Regions from separate parts of the Mus musculus genome. Here region 1 is linked to region 2. The links are chromatin loops, found by intact Hi-C in ENCODE. Cell type or tissue: heart. All regions are shown on one strand. Links, peaks and the distances in the headings refer to the core of each region. The heading gives the core; the rest is flanking DNA.

Region 1 (8,870 bases), core at 348-8,347, 950 kb after region 2:
TCAAGTCTCACACTGGGTTGTGCGATCGGTCTGATTACCATCTACAGAGAAATGGGACCTATCTGTAAAAAACCGTTAAAATTGCCTAGATACTCCCACCTCCAGCCCCGGTTCACGGCTTTCATTTACAATGCCTAGCTGCTGGCGCCTGGGATGTCCTGGCTGACACCACCAATATCTCCCACATCCCTCTTTGTACCAACATTTGCCCATATCGAGAACTTTTCTGTTTTCAAAAATATTTAACTCCAAGAAACAAAATATCAACTTTCTGAGCCCAAACCCCCATCCCTCACCCGGCTGCTTGACTCCTGGGTCTTCCTGTCCATTCAAAGTTTTGGAAAGATCTGGGAAAAAAAAAATTGCCAGGCGGTGGTGGCACATGCCTTTAATCCCAGCACCACTGGGAGGCAGAGGCAGTTCGAGGCCAGCCTGGTCTACAAAGTGAGTTCCAGGACAGCCAGGGCTATACAGAGAAACCCTGTCTAGAAAAAAAAAAAAAAAAGGGGGGGGGGAGGGGGGAAGCTCTGAGTGCTGCCTCGGCTTCCTTCCTTTTTTTCAGACCTCGGTCCTCTTCAGACTCCCCATCGTCCCTGTTCTCCATCAGATAGTGTTACCAGGGGCCCCGAGGGGGTCACCATACTCTAGCCCTGGACCGGCAAAGCCTGCTTTAATGCGTATCCCAAATATTCGCTCATCACGCGTTAAGGATATACAGATTCCCAGTCTCTTCTTATCCCGGTCACAGTAGGCGCACCTCACTCCTGTTGCTTGGACCACTCCTGGATGAACTGTTCATATCTTTCGGCCAATCTTGTCTCCAAAGGCAGCTTAGAGGCCATCACGTTCTTCCTAGGAGGGGGAATGGGGGAGGCGGGTGTCGGAGCCCCAAGAGCCCTAGACCAGTAGCGGGACCAGAGCCCTCTCCTGAGCACCCAGGTCAGCCTGGCTTTCTCTCACTCCTGTCGAACTCAGCCACCATGCAGCAGCCTAAGTTATTTTGTGTAAGTGAACCACAAAGCCCCAGAGACCCACCATCTAAGGTCATTTCTTAGTAGTTCTTAGGCTCTCGGGTAGCACGTCCCTTGCCCAGAAGTGCTACCTGATCTTTCCATAATTGGGCTGGGAGCCCATGCTCTTCTGCTCCAACACCTGTGTATTTCTCCCTAGAGTTGTCGACCGTCTCCTGTGTCCCCATACCTGTGTCCCTCCGTTGAACACCCAGAAAGCATGGACGCCAGCACGCGTTCCTCAATACTGGGAGTTTGTAAACACAAAGTATGCACAGATGAGAAAACAGAATTCTGAAGCAGGAAAGTCAGGTCAGATGCCCTCGGGTGGTCCCCCAAGTGAGCAGGGAGCATCCTGAGAGGATCGTTTTCCTTCTCTTATACAGCGTGGGTTTTCAGGTATGCAGAAACTATCCTAGTGATGGAGCAGGGCTCAGCTGTAGCTCAGGTGGAGTGCGGGCGGGGCCCAGCTCTGGAGCTGCTAAGGAGGTGGCCTGGAGGCTAGAGCTCGGGTGGAGGATTGACTGGCTTCTGTTGAGAGCAGGAGAACAAAGTGCCTGGGGGTGGGTGGGTGGTAGCTCTGTGTGTGTGTGTGTGTGTGTGTGTGTTGTTGTTGTTGTTGTTGTTGTTGTTGTTGTTGTTGCACTATTCCAATCCTGGGATAGCGAGGTGAAGATAGAAACTAAGGACGGGGAGGGATTTCCAGGAAATGAAAGCGAAAGAAGTTATCTCAATGTTAAAACTCTGAGCAGTTTTGGACGACCCAGCAGTCGCCGCTTCCTAGTTCAGTCAGGATGGCAGCGTCGGGTTCCTTCCCGCTGCTGGTCGAGGGCTCTTGGGGCCCCGACCCCCCAAAGAACTTGATCAACAAGTTGCAAGTGTACTTCCAGAGCCGGAAGAAATCCGGAGGAGGGGAGTGCGAGGTCGTCCCGGAGCCGGGGAACCCAGCACGCTTCCGGGTGCTCTTCTCCCCGGAGGATGGTGAGGGGCGCGAAGGTCGGGGAGGGTCGCCTCGCGCGGGGTTTGGGACCATGGGTGCCAGGTCTAGCCCTCGGCTGCAGCTCGTTCGGTGCGGGAGATCCTGGAGGCAGAATCTGCGTGGCGAGCGCAACCGGGAGTGGCGTTCCCCTTGCTTTCCCAGTCGCTCCCTGAAGCAATCTGTGGACCTTCCCGTGTTCGTTTGTTTGTTGTTTGGTTGTGAGCCTAGCCTTTCACGGCTGAGCCATCTCTCCAGCCCTTGTTTGTTGTTTTAACTGTCCTGTTTTTATTATTCAGGTGGGGCAGGAAAAGAATTAAGAAACGGGAGGAGTCCAGGGTCCGCTAGCACCGCAGGGTTCTTAGGGAGATGAGCTTGAGAAGTGAAAAGCCCTAGAGCTCTTGTGCCTCAGTGGAGGAGGGAGGGACAGGGCAGGGGTGGGTAATGGGTGGTGGTGTCTTGTTCCTACCTCGTCCTTCAGCCCCAAGATGATCTGAGGTGGCTGTAAGCTTGGAACCCAGGTTGGGATAGGGACTGGGGGTGTTCCCTCATCTCTGGAAGGTTCCTGAACAGTTAAGCAGTTGAATGTTCCCCACCTCTATTGGCCTTCTGCAAAGGAGGCCCAGCCTTCATTTCTCGCTCAGGTGGGTGAATGGAAGTCCCAGATCTGTGACTTCTGGAAAGCCACCATGTGTTAATATCAGAGATTTTGCAGACCAGGGTCATCCTCAGAGTGCAGGATGGAGGGAACATTTGGGCCAGAGGAGAGGAAAGGAGGCTGAGGAGACCGGGCAGTGGGCAAGGTAACAGCCCAGCAAAGACCCAAGAAGGAAAAAAAAAAAAAAAAATGAAAACAAGAGAAAGGTGTAACACAGGGTTTCAGGAAGCCTGGGTAGGAGGGCACAAGAGACCTGCTTAGCTCTGATCCCTTCCGGAAAACACAGGTTTGATTTCACAAGGGAGCCCTCAATGGGCAGCTAGCTAGTAAAGTGAGAATCTCATTTTTCACTTTTCCTAGATCAGTGATTCTCAACCTTCCTAATGCTGCAGACCTTTAACACAGTTCCTCAGGTTGAGGTGACCCCAACCACAAAATTATTTTTGTTGCTACTTCATAACTGTAATTTTGCTTACTATTATGAACCAGAACCTAATCCCCAGGAAAAGATCATTAGATCCTAAGGGGTTGTGACCCACAGGTTGAGAACCACAGTAGAGGGGTCCCAGTTTGATTCCAGCTGTCAGTATCCCAGCAGACATGACCCGTATGGAGAGCGCTTTTCTCTAGAATGTCACTGTCCTCAAATGAGGGTCACATGGTAGGGGTGCAGATTACTGGCATCCTGGTCACAGAGAGGTCGGGGTAACTAGACATCTCCAGCTCCACCCTAGACACTGTAGTACAGTGAGTGTCGACTGAATAAGGATTGTGTACCACCAGCCCTCTGACGAGACCCGAACATGCTAAACATTAAAAAAAATCTGTTGTTTATCTAGACCATCAAACCAACAAAACAGAGGGACTGAGAGACTATCTAAGATATTGGTACTATACTGAAATACACAGCACGGAAAAATAATTGTGATAATACAATTCCAGTTTTAGCCTTTACAGCAGACCCCGGGGCTGGCCAGGTGACTCCGCCCTGAAGGGCTGGGCTCACAATGAAATTCACCAGTCGCAGGATCTCTGCTTGGCTTTCTCCCTACAGGGCTCCTAGCCCACAGCCCCCCAGGCTGCTCCAGGCCATCCCTCTGGTTTCACTTGCAACAGAGAAGACTCAAAATCTATTAAAATTTAACCCTGTTGAGGAGGCAGTCTTTAGGGTGACTAGAATGTCTCTCTATTCACTTTCGGTTTCCTACTTGAGGCACTGTTTCCTCAGTAGGAAGTCATCTGGAATTTCCCTGTAGCAGCAGCATTTCTTTCCTGTAGAGAGCACCACCCTCTGGCCCAGAAGGAGCCTGAGCAGGCCTAACTATTCACTCGTGTCTACAATAGCTGGATAGTACTATTGAGCCTCTCAGCATCCCCTTCCCAGCAGAAATTAGCATATAGAGGTAGGAACCGGAAGATCTGACCTTTGTAGGCTTACTGGATTTGTGTACAATAAAGCATGCATGATTTCCTGTGTTTTTTCCCCTTTGAGCCTGCCAGGCAGTTGTTCTGTGAATGAACTACCCTCTCAAACCCTAACTCAAAACACTGTAAGCCCCATTTCAGATGGGCACACTTTATTATGCTTTTTAGTCCCAATTTGGCTCGTTTATTGTGCAAGGGCTTAGGTATCCTTGAAGTAAGGAAACTCATCTTCTTAAAAATAAGTAAGTAAGTAAATAAATAGTATTTTGCTGGGTGGTGGTAACTTACACCTTTATTCCCAGCACTTGGGAGGCAGAAGCAGGCAGATCTCTGAGTTTGAGGCCAGCCTGGTCTACAGAGTGAGTTCCAAGAAAGCCAAGAATGCACAGAGAAACACAGCCTCAAACACACAAACAAACAACAAAAAGATTTACTTTTATTGTATGTGTATGAGTGTTTGCCTGCATATGTCTGTATACCACATGTATAAAGTGTTTGCCGAGGCCAGAAGAGGGCCTCAGATCCTCTGAACTGGAGTTACAGACTGTAGGTCGGTTTTAGATGCTGGCAACCAAAATCTGCATCATCTAGAAGAGCAGCTTGTACTCTTGTTTTTTGTTTGTTTGTTTGTTTGTTTTTTGAGACAGGGTTTCTCTGTGTAGCCCTGGCTGTCCTGGAACTCACTTTGTAGACCAGGCTGGCCTCGAACTCAGAAATCTGCCTGCCTCTGCCTCCCAAGTGCTGGGATTAAAGGCACCCAGTCTATGAAGAGGTGGCCATGTCTGGATGCCTCGGATGGACTTTACCAAATCCAGGGTAGAAGAAAAGGAGGGAAACACATAGACACATGATATTAGGTCACAGGCTTTCATTTATGTCACGGAGACCTCAATCCTCTCGACAGCCCAGTACTGCTTCTTTGGAAACTCCTGTCTGTTCACAGAATACAGTTAGAGCCAGACGTTCCTTCCTAGATGGATTGTAACTCCTGTCTCTGGGGGAAGCGTCTAAGTGAGACCCCACTTTGGCCTTCCCTCTTCATGGCTGAGGCGGGAGAGCTATCGCGGCCTCCCTTTATGATAGGCGCTGAGATCATTAGAGCAGCCCACCAGAGCTGAACAGGAGCCCAGTGTTTGGGTTGCTGCTGTAAACAGCAGTGGCTCTCCCCACCTCTCTCCTAAACCTGTTTGCATATCTTCTATGCTGGCCACGCCCCTTCTGTTCCTTTCCGGTTCTCCCTGGTCTGAGCTACACTGATTTTCCTCTTCTATCTCTGGCTTCGGATGCTTGCAGTTTATGTTTTTCACGGCTCTTCATATGACTGAGAGCATTCCCTGAGAGTACGTTCAATGTCGAAACTTCTGCAACAGAGGCGTTTATTTCTCTACAGACACCCAGGTAGTTTATGACAGAGCTGGAAATCAAATGCAAGGCTTTGGACTCGGCTCAGTTTTCACTGTAGTTCAGCTGCCCGGTGCTCTAATTCTGTTTTTGCAAATCTCCTCTATTCTAATTTTTTCTGCCCCCTTTACTACCAAATATGGGTTCTTTATCATTGTAAGCTAATGTGCTGGTTGAAATGGCTGGACTCCTGGTCATTCTGATAATGGCCAGCTGGGCCACTTTCCAAAAACATGGCTTTCATATGCCCAGTCGTCCCCATCATTGTAGATATTTCTACCTTCAGTGCCTACCAAGTATAGTACAGGTACTATACTACTAAACTCTTTATATTTCTTCAATGTAACACACTTAGTACACTGACCCAAGACAAACCTCAAGTCAAGAAGACTGAGTCTTCCTAAGTAAGATTTGTTTAACAGGATGCTTAGGGTGTTCACCAGTTCTGTTATTGTGACAATGTATCTGATATAATCAGCTTGAATAGAGGAAGGGTTTATCTGGGCTCAACAATTCTGGAGTATTTCAGTCTACAGTCAGTTGGCCTGCTGCTTTTGGGCCAGTGGCACAAGGCAGGACCCAGGGTCACCCTCTTCCCCTTCCTCTCACAGAATTGGTTCCCAGTGACCTAACATCCTTCCCTTCGGCTTCTGGACCTCTGAGACTGTTGCCACTATGAGCTGGGCAACCAAGCTGGTAATTTCGAGGCCCCCAGGGCATGCTCCATAACTAATCTAAAGCAGTGAACTATAGACAGTAAGCAGGGCATGACAGTTCATGCGTTGACCCCAGCACTTGGGAGACAGAGATGGCAGGTGGATCTCTGTGTGTCCAGCCTGGTCTACAGAGCAAGGTCTAGGTTAGCCAGGGCTACCATAGTAAGACCTTGTCTTAACAACAGCCCAGTAAGTTCAGAGGCAGGGGAATGGCTCACTAAGTAAGAGAGCTTGTTGGGTGGATGTGAGGCCAGAGTTTGAATCTCCAGCACCCTTGTAATAGCTGGGCATGGCTACGAGTGCCCTTGTAGAGAGCAGGATGGCAGATCCCCAGAACTCCTTGGCCAGCAAGCCTAGCCGAAAGGGTAAACTTCAGGTTCAGTGACAGACCCAGTTGGTTTCCAAGCCAGAAGACAGAGAGTAACGGAGGGAAGTACTTCAGTGTCCTGCTGTGGCCCCCACAGGAGCAGGGGTGGGAATCTATCCACGCGCACCACAGGCACACAACATAAGTTTAAATCTGCGATTCAAATCCATCTGGTAAGTTTTTCTTCTACAGAGTTTGCTTCTTAGAGATGCTGGCTGAACCGCTATGAATGTAAACTGTAGAAATCACGTAAATAATTATGTAAGTGAAGATCGCTTGCAGTTTGGCTTAAAACTTTTTTTTTTTAACATTTCAGTTCGGCAGAACGTTCTGGAGAGAGGGAATCATGAGTTAGTGTGGCAAGAAAAAGGAACATTCAAGTTGACTGTCCTGATGCCCACAGACCCTGAGGAAGCCTCAGCCTCTAAGAAGTCAAGGAAGGAGTCTCCAGAAGAGGTAAGGAAACCTAGGAGGGACTCAAAAGGACACAAGGTGGCATTCCAAGGTATGTGGGGATCTCAGTGATGAAAATATGGTAAAGATGTGCTGGGTGAGGTGGCTCGTGCCTTAAATCCCAGCTCCAGGGAGGTAGAGATAGGCAGAGTTCAACACTAGCCTGTTCTACATAGTAAGGCCAGGCCAGTCAAGGCTATACAACGCTATATAGTGAGACTGTATCCAAAAAAAAAAAAAAAATGAAAGGAAGGAAGGGAGGGAGGGAGGGAGGGAGGGAGGGAGGGAGGGAGGGAGGGAGAGGGAGGGAGGGAGGCAGGGAAGAAGGAAGGAACAAAGGGAGGGAGGGAGGGAGGGAGGGAGGGAGGGAGGGAGGAAGGAAGGAAGGAAGATAGGAAAGGAAGAAAGAGAAAGAAAATGGTAGACCAAGGCCATTTCACACTAGTGAGAAAACAGCAGCTTGGAGCTGTGGTGGGATGGATGGCTATAAACAATGAAGAATCAGTTACTTTTGACACTTGAAAGAGTCAAGATTGGGGAGGTGGTACAATAGTAATGAATTGGGGGTGCCTAAGTTTGTATCTATTTGTCTTGGCTTTTTTATAACCAGAAGCCTTTGGGTCTTGGGAGGCGAGCAGTGCACTGTGTACTGTTCCCTCAATTGTGAAGGAGATTGCCAGGGACCTCTGTGAAGCACGTGCAGTATGCTCGCACAGTAATCATGAAATAAGTACTGTGTGTCGGGAAAGCATGGGCTGAGTTGTCTCACCTTTGGTATGGGCCAGGGGCTCTTGTATATGTCTGATTTCATCATTCACTGTTGTGGCCAACAAGAAGACGCGCTGTTACATGTAGCTTCGGATGTATTCAGCGGCTCATTACCCAAGTATATCGATATCATTTCAATTTAGCTTATGTCTCCAGTCTGGCCCAAGGGATGTCTTATTAATATAAAGAAACAATTTGCATATTAATGCTTTCTTACTGTTTGGGTTTTAGGAGTCCAAGACAAAAGAAGATGCTGTGAAACAAGGTAAAGTCACAGCTAGGGCGGACAGTTTTGTGTTCATTGAACACGTTGCTTGGGAGATTTTCCCTCTGGAGTCACAGCACGCAGGATCTGCTTGTCCCGGAGCTGCCTTGAGTTGCATCATCTGGGTCTCAGCCAGATGTGTATGAAGTGCTCCCTGAGGGAGCACCTTCAGCTCTTAGAGCTCCCATTGGAACAACAGGACCAGCTCTTTCTGGTGCTGGGAGATGTCTGCAGATGAGGAGAGGGGAAGGAGACCTGGGAGGGGTTGAGGGATGCTTGTGCCTAGGTGGGAAAGAACGGCAAGGACAGGGCGTGTAGTGGATGCTGTGTGGCTCTCTGGGTACCAGTGCTCTGTGAGCATCGGCTGTGTCTTCAATGGATCCCAGCTCCCCAGAACTTCCTTCTTCACCTGATGTAGGGAACAGCCAGCACTAGGGCTGGGCTGGGGTCTCCTGCTTCACTAGTGGTAGGCAGGGCCCATATCCTGCACTATACTTTAATGAGGGAATGACAATATCGGTATAAAGAGTAACAAATAAAGAAGCACGCCAGGTAAGATAAGCAAGAGCAATAGAGATGCAGACGCCCAAACCTTAGGGAAAGGAATTCTTGCTTTCCCTTCATTACTCTCTGCCTTCTGGCCTGGAGACCAGGTTTCCCACTGAACCTGAAGTTTGCCCTTTTGGCTAGGCTTGTTCCAGGATGCTCTTGATATCTGTTCATCTCTGCCCTCTATACTAGGCACACATAGCCATGCTCAGCTGTTAAAAGGGTGCTGGAGGTTCAAACTCTTGGCCATATGCTCAGGCAACAAGCTATCTTACCCAGTGA
Region 2 (8,870 bases), core at 489-8,488:
TCCAGGACAGCCAGGGCTACACAGAGAAACCCTATCTTGAAGAAAAAAAAAATAGATAAATAGATAAAATAACATTTAAAAAAATAAGAATAGCTTTGATTTCTGATAGGGTTTGTATATGTGTGTGTGTTAATAAGGTAGATTTTAAAATCCATTTATTTTCTTTCTCTATTACCAAATAGAATAAACAAATAAAAATGAAATCTGTAGACCAGTTAAATACTATGGACTTATAAGTTTTGTAAATATTTTTTAAAATATTAAATACTAATGATAAACATCTATTGGATGTGGTGTGGCTGGTCTCACACACTGTGCTTAGTGATTTTTATGTATTAATTTCATCAACTCTCTACAACAATGACTAGGAGCTTACTCCTATTGCCCCAAGTACAAAACTAATAGATGACAGTCAGGACTTTACCCCTGTGGGATGTGTGGTTCACCATCTTATCCAAGAGCATACTCGTTCACATTGCTCACTCCATGCCAGGCATCGACTCCAGGACTTTAATGTTCATCATCTGGAAAAGTAGATATTGTCACTCCAGTTTCAACTAGAAGGAAGAGGCCCAGAGAGGGGCAATCTCTCTCCTATAATTAACTGGCAGAACAGGTCCTCTGTGTTCTAAAATCCTATTGTTTGGCCATGTCACTAATTTATTCCGTCCCAGGGATCATATCTGCTCATGCCCATTTGCAGTAGAGTTGCCTAGCAAGCAACTGTGAGGGTCCTTGCTTTTTTCATAAACCATCTGACACCTTCTCTAACGGGCCTTGGTTGGGTAGCTGTTCTCCTTTGTTTGCCTCAGGCAAGTGGGGGGTGGGGTGGGGCGGGGCCTGCTCTTCTCCAGTGCTTCCTTCTGAACATCTGCAAGTTTCAAGTTCTCTGAGTCACCTTTCACACAGAGGGGAGGGGCTAGGAGGACAGAGAGGAATGTGGAGTCCTAAGAGGCTCTCTGAGCTCTTTCCTGTCCAGCCTGTTTCAGTTTTGTTTAAGGAGAGTGCACGTTGTACCTGTACACTTAGCAAACAAGCACAGATACCACTAATGTTAAAGGTGGACTAACAGACAAAATGTTCCTTCTGAGACTTCTGATATGCTGTAGATGAAGTTGAACTACAATAATATTTTTTAAAGATTTAATTTAATTTTAAAAAATGATGTGTATTTGTGTGTGTGTGTGTGTGTGTGTGTGTGTGTGTGTGTGTGTGTTTATACACTTAAATGGAGGTATTAGTGGAGGCCAAAAGAGACCATTGGGTCACCTGGAGCTGAAATCATAGGCAGTTGTGAACCCCCAACAAGGGAGATAGGAACTGTACTTTGGTCCTCTGTGAGACCAGTATGTGCTCTTAACTAAGGAGCTATCTTTCCAGCTCCATAAGTAAACAAATTCGAAGGCAGAATTGAGATCCTCTTTAGAAGATACTACAAATCCAAAAACATACAAAACCAAAAATTCCAACTCTTCTCTCTAGCTTTGTCAAGAAAGGGAAGATCTCAATTTGTCTCTTTTATGGGGGGGAGGAGAAACTCCTCAATGAGATCTTCTGCCTTCTGTACCATGACATGCAGGTGTGGGTGAGCTATTTCCGAGACAGGAATGACATAACTGTGGAACACGAGTAAACCTTTGGGAAACTGCTGGACAGATAACTGAACATGTGAGACTTAAGGGTGATGACTGTGTGTCTGATGTGGCAGAGCAGCTGAGGCATCAGACATCAGACAGGCTAAAGACGATAACCACAGATACCCCCAAAACAGAGTTGCTCTCTTAACCAAGTAGGTGAAGGGGTATGCAGAAAAGAAAAGCATGAGTGAGATTTTATTTCTTCTAATCCAGATTCCCTCTCAGATTTCCTCTTATTCCAAGAAACAACCCCTGAAATAAGAGATATCAAGTTACAAAGTTTGCTCTTAAGTCCCATTTTGATATGAAGGAAGAGTATTTGAGGTCCAAAATGACAGCTATTTCTACTTAGCACTGCTTTATTGTATACATGTAACATGGGCACATGCTACATATAAATACAGATTATTCAATTATAAGTAAACTTTGCCCAACATATCACAATATTATAAAGTTCACACTCAAATATATGTGTCACCCATGTTCTATTGAAAGAAATTCAATTTAAACTCAGATCATTTGAGAAAATGGGGCCTTGCTATCGTCATTCCAAATCTTCGTTCATGGCTGTGACACATGCTGATGGAAAGAGACACGGGAGTTAGAATCTGGATACCAGCGATAAAAGTCTTGCTCCACTCTGTGAGGCTTCGAGCAGAGTTGTCTTCCCTCACAATGCAGAATCTTTCCTGATAAGCTGAGGGTAAGAGTGTCTACAGGGGCTGTGGAAAAGCACGCACGAAGTAACAGAAACAAAAGAGCCTTTGTAAAGATGGAATCCAATCATGGAGCTGGAGACTCATAGGTCACCTTAGAGAACTGATGTTTTGTCTTCTGTATAATGGGGAATGACAGAAGTTTATGTAGAGAGAGGATTGAAATTATTTCCTTGGCTTCTCCCAAAGTTTCCTTCTCCATCTGAGCTACCTAGTTTCCAGGACTTTAATCTCCGGTCCACTATTCTGCACCTATTCGATTCTAGAAGTAGAACAAGAAGGAGGTTGTCGGCAAGTAGTGACAGATTCCTCAGAGGTGGTGGGCCCATGGAGGCAGTTAGGTTGGATTGGGGTAACTAAACACTTGACTATTTCATTCTTTTGCACACCTAGCCATATCTCCATGTCAGAGACGTTAAAAGTCATACATCTAGAATCAGACTTCCCACGTTTAAATCTCCCTTTGCCCCCTTTGGTGTGAACTTGGGCAAATTATAAAGTCTTTTGTGCCTCATTTTTTTTTCATATAAAGATAACAATTGTCTCATAAGGTTGTTAAAACGATTAAATGAATTAGCACGAGTAAAGTATGTAAAACAGACCACAATCCACAGCTACATAATAATGTTATGCTTATTGGCATTTTTAAAAGCGTTTTTTGCTGTTTCCACATTGACTTGGAGTGGCTTAGAAGACACTGTTAGGAGAGATGGCTGGCTCAGGGGCGTTGCTGTGCACGCCTGGCAACCTGATTCAGTCCTTGGGACCAAGGGAAAGGGAAAGGACATAAATGACCACAGATGTACAATGGCATGCCTCTCTCTCTCTCTCTCTCTCTCTCTCTCTCTCACACACACACACACACACACACAGATACACACACATTAATAGATAAAAAAATTACAAAAGAAGACTCTAGGGGAGATTATCAGAGGGCAGAATCTTCCCAAGTGACCCATGTCACCACTGATGGTGAAGCTCCTCCCAGTGTACCCCTCACTGATGCCTTCTTGTCCTTGTCTTCTCTGTATTATTTGTGCCCATCCCCATGGTCTTTAGAGCCTCACGTGCTACCTTCTGAGGCACAGCATCTTTCTCAGTGTCAGTTCCATGTAGTGAAGGCCCCTTATTTCAGCTGATAGCAAAAACTGAGTCTTTGGTCGTTGTCCTCACTAAGCCTCTGCCAGAGACTGGTGTTCTTCTCATGGTGACACATGGCCCTGAGCAGGACCTGCCCTCAGTCTTCTTCTCATGGTGACACATGGCCCTGAGCAGGACCTGCCCTCAGTCTTCTTCTCATGGTGACACATGGCCCTGAGCAGGACCTGTCCTCAGTCTTCTTCTCATGGTGACACATGGCCCTGAGCAGGACCTGCCCTCAGTCTTCTTCTCATGGTGACACATGGCCCTGAGCAGGACCTGTCCTCAGTCTTCTTCTCATGGTGACACATGGCCCTGAGCAGGACCTGTCCTCAGTCTTCTTCTCATGGTGACACATGGCCCTGAGCAGGACCTGTCCTCAGTCTTCTTCTCATGGTGACACATGGCCCTGAGCAGGACCTGCCCTCAGTCTTCTTCTCATGGTGACACATGGCCCTGAGCAGGACCTGTCCTCAGTCTTCTTCTCATGGTGACACATGGCCCTGAGCAGGACCTGTCCTCAGTCTTCTTCTCATGGTGACAAATGGCCCTGAGCAGGACCTGCCCTCAGTCTTCTTCTCATGGTGACACATGGCCCTGAGCAGGACCTGTCCTCAGTCTTCTTCTCATGGTGACACATGGCCCTGAGCAGGACCTGTCCTCAGTCTGTTTTCTGTTGCTAATAATACAATGCCACAGTCTAGAGAAGGGATGAAGAAAATGTGGTTATTATGGCTTACCATCTAGCACTGGGATTGCTAGAGCGTAAGGTAAATCTATATATATGGGGTATTTTTTGTTTTTATTGCTTATTTTTTGTAGAATCTCTAAACTGTTTTCCATATAGTTGCAATAATCACATTTTACAGACTTTTCATAGGGTTAGCGATGTTGAACATGTTTTCATGTGCTTATTGGCTATTTGTTTTTCTTCTTTTGTTAAATGCTTATTTGAATCTATTGAATTATTAAATCATTGAATCATTTTTAATTGGTATTGGGTTTAGTTTTCACTATTGAGATTTTGGAATTCCTTCTGTAATCTATGTCAGTTTCTTGTCAGTTGTGAACATTGCAATTAATTCCAAGCATACTAATTGTTTCTTCTGTTTAATCTATCCTGTTATCTTTACCTCGTATATAGCAGTTTTAAATTTTCCTGAGTCAACTTCAGCTCAAGAATTTCTATTTTCAAAAGTAGTTCCCACGTCTTTTAAGCTTTTCTGTTAGACTGTTGATCCAGTTCTTTGTGTTTCCATTGAGATTGAAGGATTATTTATTCTGAGGACTCCCTGTACTGATTCCCTCCTCGTCAGTTCCCAGCACTTTATTTAAAAATAAATATACATGGCTTTAAATATACATGGTTTCATAACAGTCGGTGATGTGTGTCATGTGTGACATCATCAAGGCATTAACCAATCTGTTATCTATTTTATTTCCTAATTTGACCCTCCTCATCCACCTCCATAATTTCTAAACAGGTTTTCTCTTTTTCTCTGAGTCCATGTTCATTTCCACCATTTCAACACTAGATGGTGCCCAAGCCCAGATTATTAAATACCCCATTGGTGTTCTGTTCAGAAAGAAATAGCAGAGTGGGCTGGCGAGATGGCTCAGCGGGTAAGAGCACTGACTGCTCTTCATCCCAGCAACCACATGGTGGCTCACAACCACCTGTAATGAGATCTGACGCCCTCTTCTGATGTGTCTGAAGCCAGCTACAGTGTACTTACATATAATAATAAATAAATCTTTGGGCCAGAGCGAGCAGAGTTGACCAGAGTGATCAGGACAGAGGTCTTAAAAATTCAATTCCCAACAACCACATGAAGGCTCACAACCATCTGTACAGCTACAGTGTACTCACATACATAAAATAAATAAATCTTTAAAAAACAAAAAAAAGAAATAGCAGAGTACAGGAAAGACTTATCTATTCCTACAAGTATATTCCTGGGTCCAGGGTAGGCCTGATTGCCTCATACACAGTAAACTGTCATTGGACACAAGATTCTGCTGGACTCTGGATACTCACTGTGGATAGAGTGAACCTAGGTTTCTATGTGGTACCTGTGAATACCAATCCCACCAAGTCAGCTATGAGCCTATGCTCCACCAGCACAGCTCTCTGTTAGGACCAAGGCTGTGTTATGATGCTGTGGACCTTGAGATCCAGAGCTACTAGAACAGTTTTAGCTGCTATTGGCTAAAAGTGAGGTCCAGTAGAAGCAGACTGTATGTTTTTTCCTGGAACTGTGGTTGTTCACAGACAGGCCTAACCCAGTGTCAGGTGTTACCACCACTAAGTTCCAGGGCAAAACAAAACAAAAACAAACAAACAAGCAACAACAAAAACCTTATGCTTGCTATTATGTCCTATTCTCACCGAGAAAAAAGGCTTGAAATAAGCTTTACAGCTTGAGGATAGGGTAGTGTTTGGGAAGGTAGCCTGCAGGTCACCCACATTGGTGTTATTAAGCTAGATAATGAGAGTCACAAAACTACAAGGACCTATGCAGCCTCAAGGTATGTTGGTGTTTACAGTGGAGCTGATGATGATGCAGATCAAAACACAAGTCTGTCCCACTAGGGCACAAATCTCAACCACATCTGAGGTTTCATGGCCTTTTCTAGGAGCTTGGGCCTTGTGATATCTATGCAGCCTGCGGACAGAGATAGGTGGTAGAAACAGTGTCTTAGCTATGAAGGGTGTTAGTCAGTTGGATTGCAGCTGTAGAATCCTGTACCTTAGGTGGAGATGACTATAGCCTAAGTCAACATTGTGCATAGAACAGATGCATTCAAAACTGTTCAATTCCTTTAACACATAGGTCTGGACCTGATGCTAGGGCCAATCTAGAGTTTCTTTGAACTCAAGGCTTTCAGTTTTGTTTTTTTTTTTTTTTTTTCTGAAGTTCTTACTGTGGTGGGTCCTACCTTTAGTTTCTGCTTCCCAATGGGAAGAGTTCTGCTTTCTGTCAACTAACTTTGTAAGAGATGTGGGTGAAACAAGCTGCTGTCTGACCTAACACAGGTCCACTGGTTCAGGCCCCAGTATTAGCCACGTGGTAGGGTTCGTGGGGCTTTGCCCAACACTGTGGTTCACTGGGATGAGCCTGCTGTTGGTTCTTAAGGCTGAGGACTGCACTCTCTCCTTACCCAAGGCTAGAGGTGTGCTTCTCCCTGCAGGGTTGCTTACAGTTGGGGTGCAGGTGGCTCTGACAGTTCTTTCCTTCTTGCAGGCTGCAGTGTGTCCTTTTGTTTTGTTATACTAAAAACAGGTAGGGTGAGGTCTTGCTGTGTTTCCTTCCTTTATCATATGAACAGCTACTCAGCTTGGTGTGTCTACAGGGAGAGAGAGAGATGACTGGAAGAACTTATCAGGCATCACCTTGCTCCTCCTTAACTTTTATTTTTTTATTGGTTCTGGGGTGGAACCCAGGGCCTTGCAAATGGTAGGGCAGGTACTCTGTCTATAAGCAGGCTACATTCCTAGCCTGCCTTATTTATCCTTTTACATTATTTATGAGTATTGCCAAACATCAGGTATCTTTCCATTTTTTATCATTATTTTGTGTTTATTCCCCCTTCCTGTTCATAATCAAACCTGTAACTCTCAGTTATTTATGAAAGCTATGTTTCTCCAGGTATTATGAAATCATATAAGACGGGTGGGTGTTAGGGATATATTTCTGTCTTTCCTAGGATCCTTCCCTTTTTCTTCCCACTGCCCTTCCCTGCCACCTCGGCCAGACACCTAAGTTTTGTTAATGCAACGTTTTGCTGCAAAATTTCTTTAAATAATTTTAGTTTAACATTATACATTTATATAGCTCATTTCTACTTAAAATTAATTAAACATAAATAACTAAATTCCTTTGCTTAATACTACTATGGCTTCATTCCCTTATCCTGAGGTTCTGTTCTAATTCATTTGTTCATGCTTAAGAGTCTTTGAGCTCACATCTTAAAGCATGTTTCAATGTGAAAATGGCTTTTAGTTTGTAACAAAAATATTGTTTCAGACCAGAGATTTTAAAACATTTAAAATTCTTTAAAATAAAGAAGTGTGAGCAAGTCCATATTTTTTAATTAATTAATTTATTTTATGTATATGAGTACACTGCTGCTCTCTTTAGACACATCATACTAGGCTATCAGATTCCATTACAGATGGTTGTGAGCCACCATGTGGTTGCTGGGAATTGAACCCAGGACCTCTGGAAGATCAGTCAGTGCTCTTTACCACTGAGCCATCTCTCCAGCCCTCAGCAAGTCCATATTTTATATTAATTTTTTTAAATTTTATGTATGTGTGTGAGGGGGGAGTTGGGTTGGGGGGAAGGATGCCCTTTAAATGCTGATGCCCACAGATGCTGGATACCAGATCTCTTTTTCTTTCTCAAACAAGCTGTTCATATATATATATATATATATATATATATATATATATATAAACATATATATATAAATATATGTATATATATGTGTATGTATTAGTATGCCTCTTGGCTGACCACTTTAAGTCAATTATCTCTACTATGCCATAAATGCCTGTGATAATCAGTTTGTAAAGGGAAAAGATTCAACTTATGGGTTTCTTTTTCTACTTTTAGTCATAGCAAAAAAATAAATAAAATTAAATTAAAGTTTATATCATAGCCAAGACCAGAATCCTCACATCTCAGTCTACAGAATTGTCCAGTGACTAAAAACTTTCCTCAAGTTTCCACCTCTCCCAGTTGCACATTCCTCCTCTCCCAGTCGCACCAAGCTAGGGACCAAACCTTCAATACATGACCCTTTCAGGAACATTTCAGATCCAACTGTAAGCATCCTATTCTGTTCCCCCAAGGCTCACATCTACCTCTCAATGCTAAATGCCTTTAGTGCACCCCAAAGAGTCCCCAGAGTATAAAATGTTCAAAAGTTGAAGTCCATAGTTCTCTCTGAGACACATTCAGCTGTGAGGTCTGAAAAATAAAAAATAAAGTTACATATTTCCATTGGTGCAAAATAAACAGATATTTAATCCTCCAAAAAGACAGAACAGGGAGACAGCAAAAAGGAATGAGATCAAGCCCCCAGGAGATAGACATTAGATTCTAAATCTTCATGCTCGGCATCCAGGGCACACCATGGTAGGATGGTGGATCCCAAGGGCTTAGGCAGCTCCACCCCCCACAGCCTTGATGGATGCAGCCCACGGGGCCACACATCTGGACTCTGCTGATTGTGGTATCATACCCTAGGCAGGGAGGCAGGTGTTCCACATTCCGGCCTTCTTCCCTCCTGGGTCTCCACTGCAGCTCCAGCCTCACTCTCACTGCTCCCTCTGTGTCTCATCCTGTCAGGGGCTGCTTGCAGGGGCTCA

What was found. A loop is a pair of places that touch in the nucleus more often than their neighbours do. Peaks named below come from ENCODE experiments on the same cell type or tissue, not always from the same donor. Only the 100,000 strongest peaks of a DNase experiment are listed, where the experiment ranks them.
Region 1: it touches region 2 in a loop (6-fold over the local background); 2 of 42 quality-filtered maps call a loop at or near these places.

Annotation. Positions count from the first base shown.
Region 1 is chr16:35,864,288-35,873,157 of GRCm38, reverse strand. Parp14 (poly (ADP-ribose) polymerase family, member 14) reads left to right here and starts at 1,776. Exons shown (of 17, transcript NM_001039530.3): 1 at 1,776-1,991; 2 at 6,870-7,009; 3 at 8,006-8,039. The coding sequence starts at 1,805. In heart, for the core only: a CTCF peak has its summit at 3,933; DNase peaks (open chromatin) are centred at 1,477, 1,817, 2,357 and 3,807; H3K4me3 peaks cover 1,795 bases; H3K27ac peaks cover 875 bases; H3K27me3 peaks cover 745 bases.
Region 2 is chr16:36,813,732-36,822,601 of GRCm38, reverse strand. The region is part of intron 2 of Eaf2 (ELL associated factor 2); the gene reads left to right. Among named protein-coding and RNA genes, the nearest start is that of Eaf2, 10 kb to the left of the region's middle. In heart, for the core only: a CTCF peak has its summit at 5,057 (motif pointing right); a DNase peak (open chromatin) is centred at 5,111.